Regions from separate parts of the Homo sapiens genome. Here region 2 is linked to region 1. Evidence: chromatin loops called from intact Hi-C (ENCODE). Cell type or tissue: A673. All regions are shown on one strand.

Evidence for each region. Peaks named below come from ENCODE experiments on the same cell type or tissue, not always from the same donor. Only the 100,000 strongest peaks of a DNase experiment are listed, where the experiment ranks them.
Region 2: it touches region 1 in a loop (4-fold over the local background); 2 of 110 quality-filtered maps call a loop at or near these places.

What each region holds. Positions count from the first base shown.
Region 1 is chr10:12,540,679-12,543,178 of GRCh38, reverse strand. The region is part of intron 1 of CAMK1D (calcium/calmodulin dependent protein kinase ID); the gene reads right to left. Among named protein-coding and RNA genes, the nearest start is that of MIR4480, 37 kb to the left of the region's middle. In A673, no CTCF peak of the experiment used is centred here; DNase peaks (open chromatin) are centred at 708 and 1,288; H3K27ac peaks cover 2,500 bases.
Region 2 is chr10:12,710,278-12,712,777 of GRCh38, reverse strand. All of the region lies in intron 3 of CAMK1D (calcium/calmodulin dependent protein kinase ID), which reads right to left. Among named protein-coding and RNA genes, the nearest start is that of MIR548Q, 14 kb to the left of the region's middle. In A673, a CTCF peak has its summit at 1,489 (motif pointing right); a DNase peak (open chromatin) is centred at 1,497; H3K27ac peaks cover 1,991 bases.

The DNA.
Region 1 (2,500 bases):
CAACTCGGGAGGCTGAGACAGGAGAATCACTTGAACCCAGGAAGTGGAGGTTGCAGTGAGCCAAGATCGTGCCACTGCACTCCAGCCTGGGTGACAGAGCAAGACTCCATCTCAAAAAGAAATAATAATAATAGCCAGGAATGGTGGCTCACGCCTGTAATCCCAACACTTTGGGTGGCCGAGGAGTGGGGAATCACCTGAGGTCAGGAGTTCAAGAGCGGTCTGGCCAACATGATGAAACCCCATCTCTACCTAAAATACAAAAATGAGCCGGGCATGGTGGCGCATGCCTGTAATCCCAGCTACTTGGGAGGCTGAGGCAGGAGAATTGCTCAAACCCGGGAGGCGGAGGTTGTTGCAGCGAGCTGAGTTCACACTGCTGCACTCCAGCCTGGGCGACAGAGCGAGACTCGGTCTCAAAAATAAATAAATAAATAAGTGCACATCAATTTAAAATAAATTCTTTTCTCATACAAGAGCAATTTAATCACAAAATGGTCAAAAATGTAGCCTCTGAACAATGTGCTGTGACTTGCATATTTTAGGTGCTCCAAAACTCTTAGTCGAATGGAACTGATGAAACCTCAAGAGGACTCCTCTGACTTTTAACAAGAATCAGGGATTTGGGAGCTGTCTTTTTGATTCATGACAGTTCACTAAACCAACCACTCGGTGAAATTATATCCATCCCAAATTAGACCAAGAAATAATCAGATGGTGCTGAAATGACCTGCCCTATTAGCTTAGTGTAGCTATTATTGGCTCTTTGCCTTTCTATGCTTTTTAGTCATTCTACATACAAATCAGACTGATGGTGTTATTAACTTTATTAACAGCATCGCTTCCAGCCTATTGCCCTTACCAGACTGTGTAACTGGGCCTGCAGACGTTACCCCCCAGCCTCCGACCATAAATTAAAATGTTCTTTTCTACTAAGCATATTATTTTCCCCAGTGTCACGTCAGCACAATATTAAAGGCTGGTTTTAAAACACTGAAAAGCTGGGGTTCCATGGCTCATGCCTGTAATCCCAGCACTTTGGGAGGCCAAGGCAGGAGGATCACTTAAGACCAGGAGTTCCAGACCAGCCTGGCCAAAAAGGTAAAACCCCATCTCTACCAGAAAAAAATTCAAAAATTATCCTGCCATGGTGGTGCATGCCTATTGTCCCAGCTACTCACGAAGCTGAGGTGGGAGGATCACTTGGGCTGGGTGGCTGAGGCTGCAGTAAGCTGTGATTGCACCGCTGCACTCCAGCCAGGGTGACAAAGAGAGACCTGAAAAAAAAAAAGGAAGGAAGGAAGGAAGGAAGGAAGGAAGGAAGGAAGGAAGGAAGATAAAACACAGCAAAAAGTGAAGTCAGTGGTACTTGGCTTGAGACCGTCTAGGAAACAGACAGGTGCCTTTTAGACCTATTGTTCCAGATCAGAATCAATTCTTCAAACAGAAAAACCTGTTTGCTAACTCCAACCCTTACAGACCCCAGAGAATCCGAATGGACCATAACAGTAGTGAAGTCAGCTGGGCGCAGTGGCTCACGCCTGTAATCCCAGCACTTTTGGGGGGCCAAGGCGGGTGAATCACAAGCTCAGGAGTTCGAGACCAGCCTGACCAACATGGTGAAACCCTGTCTCTAAAAATAGAAAAATTAGCCAGGCGTGGTGGCACACGCCTGTAATCCCAGCTACTCAGGAGGCTGAGGCAGGAGAACTGCTTGAACCCAGGCAGCGGAGGTTGCAGTGAGCTGAGATCACGTCACTGCACTCCAGCCTGGGTCACAGAGCAAGACTCCATCTTAAACAAAAAAAGAAAAGAAAGAAAAACAAAAAACCAGTAGTGAAGTCAATGGTCTCAATGTTCAATGTGTACGCAACTCTCCAGGCAGAAACTTGGCAATTTTAGAACTGACATTAACTCCTTCTGATAGAATCTTCAGCTAAAAATCTTCACTAAATCACACACCACTAATGACATTTTGTAGTGCTAATTCAGCACACTGACCGAAGAAAAGCCAGGCCCAATCTGGAAAATAAAGTTCTGCCAAGCAAACACAGCAAAAAGACTTGCTTTCACAGGCTTGAAGAACAAATATGAATCCAAGAAAATGGATATCCAATTTAGATACAATGTCTATTCATTAAAATGTGTCTTTTAAAGCCCTCCACCTGACAATTACACAGTAAGCCATACATTTGTTTATGCTAACGCTTAAGCTAAAAGTATCGAAATTCTTTTTCTTAAAAAAAAAAAAAAAAACCTATAACTCAGGTTCTCATTAACTGGGACCAGTGCCCGACCAACCAGTTCAAATTAGAAACATATCCTTAACTTTAGTAGGTAGATGCTTAGGAACAGACAGATCCTTCAAAATAGTTACGCTTTCTTACTGAAACGTTCTCATCTTCCTCTTTAACTGGTGAATTCCACAATGATAAGCAATCCTGCATAATAGCTTCAAGAACCATGATGAGACATTCTTAAATACCCACACGATTAGCTT
Region 2 (2,500 bases), 170 kb before region 1:
AATCTTCCCCTCCGTTATGGACTGAATGTTAGTCTCCCCTACCCCTAAATACACACGAAACCCTAACCCCCAGTATGATGGTATTAGGAGATGGAGCCTTTGGGAGACGATCAGGTTAGATGATGTCAAACAAATGGGGCCCCCAGGATGCGATTAGTGTCCCTATAAGAAGAGACGCCAGAGCCCTCTTTTTGTCCACCATGTGAGAACACAGTGAGAAGGAGGCCGTCTGCAAACCAGGAAGAGAGCCCTCACCAGGAAGTGAATCAGCCACCACCTTGCTCTGGAACTTCCACCCTCCAGAACTGTGAGAAATACACATCCACATTGAAGCTGCCCAGTCTACAGCGTTCTGTTGTAGCAATTCCAGCTAAGACACCCTTCTTCACCCTGTGTGCCCCTCCATGGCGCTGCTGCAGGCTGGCTTGGTATTATAGTTATGTGTGCGCCTGTCCTAGCTGTGAGTACTCTAGACACAGGGCTGCATCCTGACATTCCTGAACCTGCAACACTGACCCCAGCAGTGTGACGCTTCCAAAAACATCAGCTCCTATTGTCCCTGGAGAGCTTCAGTTGAAGGAGAGCGGAGCTTCCCTTAGGGTGGCCCTCAAGCTTCTTGGTGAAGTTCTTAAAAGCATCTTCCACATCTGCTATGTCCTTTGTACCTGATAAAATGCACAAATCAGCAAATAAACCTACTCTGCCCCTCAAAAGCATCAATCAACAAAGCTAACAGAGGAACAGCTGATACATTTGCCGATCACATTTTCCACTGAAAAACTTAGGAGAAACCTGATCTGTTGGTAGGGCACACAGAAAATCTGAAATTACGTCTGAGAAAAACATTTTACCTTTATGGGAGGTATACATCTAAATAGAAATATAAGGACAGAATTTTATTTTGGACCAAGTTATTTTTCATGGCATATTGAAAAACGAACGTTTGATCATCACTGCTGTCAATGTTGCCTTCATTCTAGACTAGCACTGGTGTTTCTGTAAAAACAGGGTGTAGACAGAGTAGATATTTAGATCTGCTAGAAAGGACAGAGACCAAAGTGGTGTGAGGACTCCGGCTCCGGGCCAGAGCGTCCTTCCCTGCCTCATATTAACAGGGAACGCAATGACATTCACCTCTTCTTATGAGAATGCAGAATATTTTACCTGGCACTGCTCTCTCTGAAAAGAGCAGCAAGCAGTACCAAGAAGCAGCAAATACCCTGGCAGATGATTTTAGGATCTCCATACTCTGACAAAGAAAAATATAAATGAACATAAAATGTAAAACATTCTGAAACTCCAAAAGGCAGGAATGAAGGGAATACGTGAGAGCTCTTCCAACGATGCATTCTCATGCATATTTATCTACAAGACAGCCTGCTGAGTTCATTACTGTCTATCACAGAGGGACTGAATTTCCTTTGCCTTTAAATGCCTGTCCCCTAAAGCAAGGTTCAGTTTCTCGCTCTGTGTTTTCCCCCTTAGCCTGCAGGTGGCGCCCCCGTTCCAGTCCCCTATGACCACTGCTGAAAATGGCTAGATCTTGGATTCCTCAGAAACAAGTTCTTGCCACATCACCTTATGCGACTGAAACAGGCGGTTTTCTCTTTTGCTTTTAGCCAGAACCCAACTGTTCCTGGAATCACAGGGCCAGAAGACTTGATTAAGCTGAAATTAATACCAAGAAATAGAAGGGGAGAAAAAGAGGACAGACTTTCATGACTGGGAGCTCTATCCAACAACAGGCTTATGTGGGAGGTGGATTTTGACTGCATGATGAAATACACAAGCAATACATTCAAAACCTTAATCCACCCAGCAAAGATCCATGGTATATAGTCTGAACAAGTTGATGAAAACTCCAATAGTGATTGATCAAATGTCAAAGGCAACAGACATTTGGATAACTTTTTATATACCCTGGTGTACACTCGGAGGTACATATCGCCGGTGGGGTTGTGTTCAGCCTGGATGTCTTTGTTTATATACCAGAGGTTCTGCTGTGTGATTAGTTATTTGTTCTTAGTGGAATACAGTGTAGGTCTTTACACACTCCCCCTCTTGCCTGGGTCCTGACTCCTAAGGTTGCATTTTCACTGGGAAAGGTTGGATCGCATTCTGGGCAGCAGCAGGTGGCTGAATCCAAGCTTGCTGGTGGCAAATTATCCTGGCCCCCATCCCACAACTTGCAGGACCTGAGCCCGAAAGAAGTCTGTACACCTGGTCTCTCAAGCCACTGTCAAGAGGGCTAAAAACTTTGACGTACAAAAGACTGTATCGAAGGCATTTGTTTCTTCTCTGTCTTTGTCACTAATCTGTGGGCTCTTTATTTTTCATGTTCATATTTTCCATAGCTCATGTCATTTCTAGCATATAATAGATGCTCAATAAACATGTACGGAATGAATGACAGGGTACAGCCAAATTACCGAAAGTTATCAAGACACTGTCCAGAAATACTCTGGTGGCAGTAGTGTGTTACTTACAACGTAAATCAATG